3 separate regions of the Homo sapiens genome follow, and all the other regions are linked to region 2. A link is a contact called in ENCODE Hi-C or POLR2A ChIA-PET data. All regions are on one chromosome and are shown on one strand. Each heading gives the region's core, a stretch centred on a gene start or an enhancer-like site at or near the end of the contact. The rest is flanking DNA. Distances are from core to core; before and after follow the strand shown. Region 1 has its middle 59 kb from the start of LINC02789. Region 2 holds the start of PTPRC-AS1 (PTPRC antisense RNA 1). Region 3 overlaps NEK7 (NIMA related kinase 7).

Region 1 (3,748 bases), core at 1,086-3,585, 420 kb after region 2:
ACCCCAATTCATTCATTAAGACATTGCTCCTATTCTCAAGGAACTTATAACAGATCAAGGTGAGAAAATATAAAGAATAGGGATGAAAAATGGCAAGCAGTGGGTGAATGACAATAAGTGTTTTATATGTTCACAACTGGGGCCTGCTACTGGCATCTAAAGTAAAGAGGCCAGTGATACTGTTAAACATCCTACAAAGTGTAGGACATCCCCTTACAACAAAGAATTCACCAGCCCAAACAAAATGTCAATAGTGCTACAGTTAAAATGCCCTTGGACAGTGCATATAGAAACCTATTATAAAAATAGGTGTATTTCTTACATAAGCATTAGGTATTAGCACAAACTTCAGCTGGTACTCCACTTTGGTGATATTGAGGTAACTGTTGCTTTGTTTCAGTACCTAGAAATCAATCTTTTTTAAAAAAGTCTTGTTCCAATAGGAACTAATCATTGACTAATATAACAAAATCCAAAATGTGGACCACTCTACTGAACTATTGAACCAGCTTCTTAAAAATTCATCGCAAAGAACACACACACACACATACACGCACGAGAGAGAGAGGAAAAACTGTAGTTTTTAGAAGAGACTGAAGAGACCTATCAACCAATTACAATGTATAAACATTTTCTTTTTAAGAGCTGGGATCTCACTCTGTCAACAACCCAGGCTGGGGTGCAGTGATGTAATCGTACCTCACTGCAGCCTCAAAATCCTGGGCTCCAGAGATCCTCCTGCCTCAGCTCCTGGAGTAGCAGGGAACACAGGCGCATGCCACCATGACCGGCCAATTTTTTTTTTTTAAGAGATGGGGTCTCTCACTATGTTGCTCAGGTTCATAAACATTTTTTAATTCTAATTTAGATGAACAAGTCCTTAAAAATGTAATTTGGATGAACACCTCCTTAAAAATGTATGGGACAATCAGAAATTGAACAATAAGTGGGCATTTGGTGATATTAAGTGAATGTTAGTTTTTAGGTGTGATAATATAATATTTCAGAATGTTAGAAAAAAGACCTTATCTTTCAGAAAGATATACTGAAATACTAATGGATAAATAATATAATCTTTGGAATTGCGGAAAGAAGTGAGTGCTAGTATATGAAAAGTGTCCATGAACTGATAATTATTGAAGCTGTGTGATGGATAGTATGGGATAATTATACTATTCTCTTTAGTTTTCTATATGTGCTTCATATACTCACTAAGAAACAGTTTTACCCATATATACGCCAACCTAATTTATCACAAAAGTAACACTGCTGTGCAGTGGGCAACGTGTAGTTTTTCCAATAAAGGTGCTGCATCAATGGATTACTTATTTGAGAAAAATAAGTATCTTAATTTCTGCTCACCCAAGTCACAAAAATCAATTAAAAATGACTGTGGTCTATGTGGTTAAGGTAAAACAATAATGGCTTTAGATGAAAACATGGGCAATCATCTTCATGATTTTAGAGTAGTCCAAGATTTCAGAAACAGAACACAAATAGTTTTAAACTAAAGCAAAAAGATAAATCAATAGCTCTGTTCATCAAATGATAACATTAAATAAATAAAGAAGGAGTATATCTACAAAAAATTTACCCCCCACACAAAAAATCATATCTAGACTCTGTAAAGAACACCTGCAAACTAATAAGGAAAGGATAGAAAATCGAATAGTAAAATGCACAAAATACTTAAACAATTCACATAAAATACATTAAAATGGTCAATAAATATAGAAAAAGTTACTCATATTTATTACTCATTGACAAAATGCAAGTTAAAAAACCACAATGTGATACCTCTACTTCCTCACTGGAATTGTTAACATGAGAAGACAGACAATACCAGGTGTTGGTGAGGATCTGTAGCAACTGCAAGTTTCATATACTGTTGGTGTGAGACATAGTTTAGTATAGTTTAGTACAACCTCATAGAAAGCTCTTTGGCAGTGTCCTCTAAAGCTAAATGTATGCATACCTTACAGCCTAGCAATTCAAATTCTAAGGATATACCCAATAGAAATGCATACACATGTTTACCAAAACTCCTGTACTGGTATGTTCATAATTCTAGTGAAATACCATATGTCAGTAAGAAGGAACTGATTACAACTGTGTGCAAAAACAGTTCTAAATTTGCCAAGCAAGACGTTGAACAGGAAGTCACACACAACTAAATAGATACAGTATCATTTTGTTTTAATGAAATCAATTAAAATTAATAAAATTAGTCAATGATAAATTTTATTTTGATAAAGGTGAGAGATATGCAACATCTCTGGTTTTAGAAGTGGGTGTCAACTGTGGGGTGGAGAATAGTAACTGGAGTTGGCATAAGTGGGGTTTTCCGACATACTGGCCACATCCTCTTTCTTGGTTTAGGTGATGTTATACACGTGTTTGGTTTCAAAACATTCATTGAAGGGAGCCTCTAAGAAATATGTAAGTTTGTGCAAATATCTTATACCTCCATATTAAATTGCCAAAAAATACTACTAATTCAACTATGTTAAAATCTAGAGCTTGCTTTGAAAGAATTACACCCTAAAAGAAGTACTTGGTCACACAGTTCTCAACAATGTTTCTTATGAGACTTCTGACAATGTGATGTGATGATAGAATAAATGTATTCTTAAAAATAGAAGAACTAAATCATGATAAAAAAATCAAATATTGCCACAAACTGATGACGGATATTGGTTTTGATAAAATATCAAAGAAACTGGAATGAGAATTATTATTGTATTTTCATGATTTTAAAGTAATATTTCAAAATGAATGAATCAATCAAGATGTGCAAAGATGTAATTTGATTAAACTATGTAATATCCTATGTAATTTGAAATATTAAAACTTAGAATAATTTTTCTTAACAAGTCCCTCCAAAAAAAAAAAGCAGAAAAGAAAAAATTGTAATTGAAGTGGCATTTTCCATTAATGTCATCGTTTACAAACTCTGAATTACCCTTTTGTGGGGAGGTAATGCTCTGATATTTATCAATTGGTTCTCAGTGATATTTTTAACATCAGCAGTGTGCTATCATGGTGGGAAAACAAAGAAGTACATATTGAAAAGATATAAAAAATAATTTGTAGAAACAGACCAACTCTCATGAAGCCTGCAGTGACAGGTGTTATTTGATTAACATAAGGAAAAAGATCAAAATACACTGAGCACTTATCATGTTCAAGAGTTAGTTCTTAACTCCCTATATTTGTTCTCTTTTAATCTGTAAAATAATCCAGTGAGGCTGATAACATTGCCCCATTTTACACATGATACATTGCCCCATTTTACACATGATAAAGTTCAATAAGTAGTCCAAGTTTGGGAAGATACTAAATGACTGGATATTAAATCCAGGCCTGGATCATGCAAGAGAGTATGATGAGTGTGGAACAGAATAACCAAGGGTATATTCATAACTATTGACTCTGGTTGGACTCTGAAGCCAGATGATTCCAGAGATGAGTTCCAAACAGAAGTAGGAGTTATTGAGAGGTGAAGCCAGCTGGACTTCCTGGGTCAAGTGGGGACTTGGAGAACTTTTCTGTAGCTAGAGGTTTGTAAAATGCATCCATCAGTGCTCTGTAAAAACGCACTAATCAGCACTCTGTAGCTAGCTAGAGGTTTGTAAAATGCACCAATTAGTTCTCTGTAAAAATGTACCCATTGGCGCTCTGTAGCTAGCTAGAGGTTTGTAAAATGGACCAGTCAACACCCTCTAAAATGGACCAATCAGCACCCTGT
Region 2 (3,541 bases), core at 167-2,666:
ATTCAAGTATGTTCAATGTAGTACATGGTAACAAATGCTTTAGCACAGACTAGGGAGCATGTCTGGCAACATGTTGGCAAATAATTAAATTGGCACATTCAGGATAAAATGAGAACATGGAAAAACAGAATATGATTCTCTTTCCAGCCCTGGAAAGACATCCCAAGTGTACGTATTGTTTATATTATGTTATTAGTATATCTTTACCAGCAAAGGGCAGGTCATCATCATTCAATATGCTCAAATACTCACATTTAAAGACATAGGCACTTTGAGAGGCCAAGGGGGGAGAATCACTTGAGCCTAAGAGTTCAAGACCGGCCTGGGCAACATGGCAAATCCCATCTCTACAAAAAATACAAAAATTAGCTGGGTATAGTGCCTGTGGTCCCAGCTACTTGAGAGGCTGAGGTGAAAAGATTGTTTGAGTCGAGGAAATGGATGCTGCAGTGAGCCATGGTCACACCACTGCACTCCAGCATTCTAGCCTGGGCAACAGAGCAAGACCCTGTCTCAAAAAAAAAAAAAAAAAAAAGAGAGATGTAGGGAGCATTGTGGACATCTATTCATGGAGGGTTAAACAATAGAATTAGACAACCATGTGTATGTGTGGAATCATGTGTTTTTTCCACACATGTAGGAAGGAGAAGGTAGGAACAATGAAAAGATTCTTTTAGTGATCATAGTGGCTCCAAAACAGATGCTTTGGTATATGTAATACCCATTTATCTTATAAAGAAAATAAAGAAATAATAAAAGCATTTGCTAACCATGTTAGATGCTATAGTAAATGTAAAAATAAAGGGTCTGTTAATCTATTAACTGAGCTTAATATATGATGTGATATAACAGCAGCCTTCAAATATGCGGAGGGCTATAACAGAGATCATGATGAACAGACTTTTATTCTGGCTTAGAAAGACTAGACACAGAAATTAAAGGCATAAATTACTCTACAAGCAAAGCAATCTTAACATAACACTCCTTTCAAGGTAGACTATGAATATTTCCACCAATAATATATTTATTAAAATAGATTCCTTTTCATTTGTCTTTTTAAGTTAAACATAATCTTGCTTGAATGAGGATGAGTATAAGATACCTCAGTCATGACCTTGTAGATCACTGCATCAGCCAGCTTTGTATTCAGCTATCAAACAAAATAAAATGTGATCACTAGTGGTTCAAATACATTGGAGTTCTACAACTAAAGATCTAAAGGAATGAAATCCATGACTAGTACAAAGACATAATAATGCCCTAAGCAACTTACGATATTTTGATGTTTCTTTTCTGACACCCCATTCGATAGGCTTTTGTCTTCATGCTCAGCATCTCCTATCTCATTTGGGATGCTATGCGTCCACACCTTTCATCACATTCCAGCAAAAAGAAAGGGAAGGCAAAGTGGTAATATATTTTTCCTAGTGAGGTTTTGCCTCTTTATTCAGGGATGGAAACCTTCCCCAGAAGCTTTTGTCTACACTTATTGGCCAGAAATTTAACATATAACCATTCATTGCTGTCAGAGGTGGGAAGGAGTCCCTGAGAAAGAAATTATTCTTGTTTTCCAGCCTCTATTGTAGCATTTAACAAGGAAGAATGGGATTATGAATAGCTTTGGAATGTTTATCATGTCTTCTAGTTGCCATAGCTCATAGTCATTTTATATGATTGAATCTATATTAGGCCTTTTATCTGACAAGTTTCCCAATGTACAAAGACTGAAAAAAAATAATTTTCCTCAGATGGGAATAAAGAATGTCAACTGGTCTGGCCAAGTGAGTTTGGAAAGCTAAGATTTAGCCTTGGGTGCATTATTGATGGACAATAAAGGAGTAGGTGGCACTCATCCATTCATTCAGTTATTCTAGCTGTGCTATTGAATACTTGCTAACTGCAAAGCACAGAGCTAGATCCTAGTAAGAATATAGAAAAGAAAGTCACAGTCTCTGCCTTGAAAACATATTTATTTTATTTCTAGGACAAGACATCTACACATATACAAACTGTCAATTCATAACATGTCATGGAAACATAAAAGAAGGTATCAGTGAAAGTGGAGTGTTTAAGGAAATTTCCATGCAGTTGATAGAATTTTAATCCTATAATTTCAATAGGTAGTAGCTGTGTCTCAGGCATTCTAGGCAGTGCACAGCAAGAGAAAAGATTGAGATAAAGATAAAAACTGGAAAGAAGTAGGCAATCAGTCATATTTCTGCAAAGCAATGTTAGAAAATTGCATGTGTTAGCTTGTATACACAACTTAGCTTACAATGTTAGCTTGTAGCTAACTGAATACAGATGTGAGAGTTAAAATATACTCTCCTAACAGTAGAATAATGATTGTTAGAGTGGCAGGGATGATCTTATAGAAATAAACATTGGACAACCAGCAAAAACAGTGAAAGCCAGCCATATGGCTATCTGGAGGAAGAGCATTCCAGCTACTCAAATCCAAAGTGGTATCATGGTGTGATGTCTTTTTTTTTATTTTTGTTTTAGAGACAGGGTCTCACTATATTCCCCAGGCTGGTTTCAAACTCCTGAGCTCCTGTGATTCTCCTGCCTCAGCCTCCTGAGTATAGTCACATGCCACCATGCCCAGCTAAGTTATATATAAACATAAGCACAGAGTAACATGGTAGCAAAAAATAATGTCACCCAAATTAGGGTTTTGAAGACAATACAGGAGTTAGATAGATAAAGAAGAGAGGGAAGGGCATAACACAAAGGAACAGGAAGTATTAAAATGTGCGTGTTATGGACTTGCATACAAATTGAGTGCTTTAATTTTGCCAAGCATCTTTCATAACACTATAAGGAATTAACAGTATGAGATAGCATAAGTAAGGGGGCCTGAGAACTTACATAAACACCCTTGGTACATGGAAAGTAAATATAAAATGGTGCTGATAATTCTAATTACATAGTTTATAGAAAAGATACATGACCAAGCTTGAAGCAAGAATGATTGATAAGGAATTAGGTAGGTTCTGTATAAGGAAAGGTGATTTCAGATCCCAAAAGGGCATGGCTGAATGTTTAGCCTTTCAGAGTTGGGGAATCCATTTCTTCCTGTGGAAGGATTAGTCTTTAGGTGAATAGATATGTATCGAAGGGAAATTAAGAGAGCATAAGAAAACCCCACTTTACCTGCCATCTATCCATGGAAGCAGCAATAAGACCACCTGAGAGCTATGGTACAATTAAATTGAAGATATTTGAACACATAAAGTAGGTGTAATGTAACATATAGGCTCAAACATTTGAAAGTGATGATATTTGGTCATTGCTGGCCTACAAAAGAAATGATTTTATGTGATTCAGTCTAATGGTAATAGTTACAAAGGATTGACTTCTTCGCAAATAAAATGGTTGAAATAGTACCCAAAACTAGCAGATTGGGCAAAAATTACAAAGAAATATCTAAGTGGTTGCATAGTAACCACAAAAATGAACACACTTATTTTCAGAGTTCAAACCGTGGTAGATTTGAGAGTATGTTTGGAAATGACTAATGCTTAGTGTTGTTTACCCT
Region 3 (3,983 bases), core at 1,087-3,586, 410 kb before region 2:
CCTCCTTATACCTCTGGTAGAATTCGGCTGTAAATCCATCTGGTCCTGGACTCTTTTTGGTTGGTAAGCTATTGATTATTGCCACAATTTCAGAGCTGTTATTGGTTTATTCAGAGATTCAACTTCTTCCTGGTTTAGTCTTGGGAGGGTGTATGTGTCAAGGAATTTATCCATTTCTTCTAGATTTTCTAGTTTATTTGCGTAGAGGTGTTTGTAGTATTCTCTGATGGTAGTTTGTATTTCTGTGGGATCGGTGGTGATATCCCCTTTATCATTTTTTATTGCGTCTATTTGATTCTTCTCTCTTTTCTTCTTTATTAGTCTTGCTAGCAGTCTATCAATTTTGTTGATCCTTTCAAAAAACCAGCTCCTGGATTCATTAATTTTTTGAAGGGTTTTTGTGTCTCTATTTCCTTCAGTTCTGCTCTGATTTTAGTTATTTCTTGCCTTGTGCTAGCTTTGGAATGTGTTTGCTTTTGCTTTTCTAGTTCTTTTAATTGTGATGTTAAGGTGTCAGTTTTGGATCTTTCCTGGTTTCTCTTGTGGGCATTTAGTGCTATAAATTGCCCTCTACACACTGCTTTGAATGTGTCCCAGAGATTCTGGTACGTTGTGTCTTTGTTCTCGTTGGTTTCAAAGAACATCTTTATTTCTGCCTTCATTTCGTTATGTACCCAGTAGTCATTCAGGAGCAGGTTGTTCAGTTTCCACACAGTTGAGCGGTTTTGAGTGAGTTTCTTAATCCTGAGTTCTAGTTTGATTGCCCTGTGGTCTGAGAGACAGTTTGTTATAATTTCTGATCTTTTACATTTGTTGAGGAGAGCTTTACTTCCACCTATGTGGTCAATTTTGGAATAGGTGTGGTGTGGTGCTGAAAAAAATGTATATTCTGTTGATTTAGGTTGGAGAGTTCTGTAGATGTCTATTAGGTCTGCTTGGTGCAGAGCTGAGTTCAATTCCTGGGTATCCTTTGCAAGGAGTTCTTATCTAAAAGTTCAGACTCTTCATCCCTATGTTGTATCCTTCTTCCTTAATTAACTTCCTTTTTAGGCTTTCCTATCTCACATACTATATATATATATATATATATATATATATATATATATATAAAAAGTACATATATACACATATATATGTATGTTTATATATTTATTAAAACATGTATATGTATGTTTTATATATTAAAACATATATGTATGTTTATATATTAAAACATATGTATGTTTATGTATTAAAACATGTATGTATGTTTACATATTTATTAAAACATGTATGTATGTTTTATATATTTATTAAAACACACATATATATATATGTATGTTTTAATGTATTCCTTGTTTATTCCCCTCACTAGAATGTAAGTTCCTCAGGTACAGGGATTATTGTCTCTCTAGTCTGCTACTGTATCGTCAGTGTGTAGGACAGTGCCTGGCATAAGTTCAGTAAATATTTGTTGTTGAGTGAATGGATGTCTGCAAACTTACCCTATGTGTCACCTACATATATGAAAATGATCAGTGATTGTGTGTATTGCGTGTATATTGTGTGATTGAAAATTTTTCTGACATTTTTAATTACAGAAGGCCTTACGACCGGATATGGGCTATAATACATTAGCCAACTTTCGAATAGAAAAGAAAATTGGTCGCGGACAATTTAGTGAAGTTTATAGAGCAGCCTGTCTCTTGGATGGAGTACCAGTAGCTTTAAAAAAAGTGCAGGTAAGATGACTTTAATTATATAAATCAATGTAAAATTATACTATGTGAATTATAGATGAGAAAAGTATATCCTGAATGATTGGGTACTGATAGCCTTAAGTTGAGAATGCTGGGAAAGATTGAACGTTGTATTTTAAAAGCCAGAAACAAGTGTAGTATGGAGTGGAAATATTAGTTTTAACACTATTTCTAGGCTTTAAAAATTTAGCTCGTATTGAACCTCAAAAAGCTTTCACAACTCTAGATTTTAAGAGGCAGATTTGAGTCATCACCATTACTTCTACCTGGACATTTAACTAGATGTTGAATACTCACTGAAGTTCTACAGCTATAGGCACTGTAGTCAGAAACTAGAGTCACAAAATGTACTGCCCGAAGTTAGTAAATGGCAGTTAAACTATACCAGCAAAAAAATGAAAGGAAAATGAAGTGAACTTTATTTACTTGGAAATAAAAACGAGGCAGATAAAATTAGAACATTGATACCTAACTTTAAAATCTCTTATTGTATTTGTGTCATTCTGGAATCAGATTTGCTCTCTAATCCAGACCCTTTCCTGTCTTCTCGAATTCATTTATCTTGCTCCAGCTCCTCTTTCCAAGTCCTGCCCTAACCCTGGAGTTGCAGTCCAACTGAGCTACCCTGGAATGCTCACTTGCCAGAGCCCTGAGTGTTTCACTTGCCCTAATGAGGTCCTCTGGCCTAGAAAGTACTTGTCTTTCTGCCTTCCAGTGTGTATGACATCAAACAGTAAATCACACAGTGAATCATACACTTTTACTTCCCTTTTTCAATTATGGTAATAGTTATTCTTCACCTGTGCTACAGACTATTTTGCTTTGCAACTCTTTTATCTTTTTTCTGCAGATACCTGTGAAATCTAAATGTCTTTTTTTTTTTAAACTTCTTAAGATGATTAGTATACTTGTGACAGCCAATATAGAGATGAACAGTTTTAATTTACATTTAAAAATGAAACTAATGATTTATAAAAGGTTTTATCTGGTATATGTGTTAGATGTAAACAATAATAGAGATACCCGCATATCCACAAGGCAGCTTAAGAAATAAACATTAAAAATATTTTCGACATGTGTGTGCTACTCCCTTCCCTCAGAGATAACCATATCCTGAATGTAATGTTTATCATTCCTTTGTTTTTCTTTATTGTTTTTCCTACATTGGTATGAATTTCTAAAATAGTCTATTGTTTACTTTTGCATTTTTTTAAACTTTACATAAATGAAGCATGTTTTATATATGTATTACACGCACACACACTCACACAGCTTGCTTTTTTCACATAGCTTCGTGTTTGAGCAATTAGTCCGTGTTGGTGCATGTGCTGTAGTTTATCCTTTTTGCTACTGTATAATATTCACTTGTTCTTGTTGATTGTTGTTTAAGTTGTTTACAGTTATTTGCTATTACAAACAATGCTTCTCTGATATTCTCATGTCTTTCCTAGTTTACACATACAAGAATTTCTCTCTTGTTTGTGCTTAAGAGTGGAAATGACTGCATCCCACAGGGGATGCATGTGTACTGCAAGTTAATGCCAAGTTGCTTTCCAAAGTTGCACTGGTGTAAGTTTTCGCCAGCAGCATATAAGAATTGCAGTCTTCTCTGTTTTAATATGCCACTCAGAGCTTAAGAAAACACAATATGGGATGTAGTTATTAGTGTTTATGAAAGAGATTACTTTTGGAACGATTATTCCCTTACAAAAGAACTCTGATTCATTTTTAAAATGGATTAAATTTCTACTGTGATCTCTGAGCACCCAGGGAAATAAAAAAGAAACTAGTGGTATTATTCCTGCCCTCCAGGGGAACAAGAGTCTATCTAGAACAGTTTAATGTTAAACCCTGTGGCATGGGTTCCTGATTTAAATAAGAGTTCACAGAATGGAGATGTCAATTTGAGCTGTTGGAATTGGTGGAATTGGAACTTAAGCCAGGCTATAAATATGAGCCCAGATTGTGGTGAGCATTGGAGCCAGACAGAGGAATTTGAACCGTAGGCAATTGAGGATGCATTGTGGACTCTCAAGTAGAGTAACAATCTTCAAAATCCATTATTTTCAAAGTAAAATTACAAGCTCAACATACAGAATAGAATGGAGAGAACATAGCTGCCAATCTGCCACAGATTGTCAAGATGGGAGGTTGGATGGATTGAGATCCATTTGGAGGTCTCTGGGGACTCTTGGATCCCTTCTCTGATTCTGAGTGTGGAAAACAGGGCTCAATTCTGTCTCT

What was found. Hi-C counts contacts between places; a loop is a spot of excess contacts on that map. ChIA-PET counts read pairs that join two places held with the same protein, here RNA polymerase II (POLR2A). Pooled maps may share reads with other maps.
Region 1: a map with no recorded cell type shows a loop between it and region 2 (2.5-fold over the local background). The contact joins the enhancer-like site here to the promoter of PTPRC-AS1 in region 2. A Hi-C loop is called at or near these places in 2 of 37 single-sample maps with no recorded cell type and 2 of 50 pooled maps. POLR2A ChIA-PET finds 5 or more read pairs at or near these places in 4 of 52 experiments (GM10248, OCI-LY7, Panc1 and 1 more).
Region 3: a loop to region 2 is called in a pooled map, with 2.7 times the contacts of the local background. The contact joins the enhancer-like site here to the promoter of PTPRC-AS1 in region 2. A Hi-C loop is called at or near these places in 1 of 37 single-sample maps with no recorded cell type and 2 of 50 pooled maps. POLR2A ChIA-PET finds 5 or more read pairs at or near these places in 2 of 52 experiments (PC-9 and activated naive CD8-positive, alpha-beta T cell).

What each region holds. Positions count from the first base shown.
Region 1 is chr1:199,087,621-199,091,368 of GRCh38, forward strand. No RefSeq gene overlaps it. Among named protein-coding and RNA genes, the nearest start is that of LINC02789, 59 kb to the right of the region's middle. RefSeq lists an enhancer at 1,972-2,021. Within about 2 kb of position 2,336, at least 3 of the 41 ENCODE cell types and tissues checked have a DNase peak (open chromatin) inside an H3K27ac peak, as active enhancers do; they include OCI-LY7, where a contact is called at or near this core.
Region 2 is chr1:198,665,726-198,669,266 of GRCh38, forward strand. It overlaps PTPRC-AS1 (PTPRC antisense RNA 1), which reads right to left and starts at 1,417. Exons shown (of 3, transcript NR_199042.1): 1 at 1,274-1,417. The region is part of intron 2 of PTPRC (protein tyrosine phosphatase receptor type C); the gene reads left to right. RefSeq lists an enhancer at 3,039-3,541.
Region 3 is chr1:198,251,460-198,255,442 of GRCh38, forward strand. NEK7 (NIMA related kinase 7) reads left to right here. Exons shown (of 10, transcript NM_133494.3): 3 at 1,581-1,721. Among named protein-coding and RNA genes, the nearest start is that of NEK7, 96 kb to the left of the region's middle. Within about 2 kb of position 2,337, at least 4 of the 41 ENCODE cell types and tissues checked have a DNase peak (open chromatin) inside an H3K27ac peak, as active enhancers do.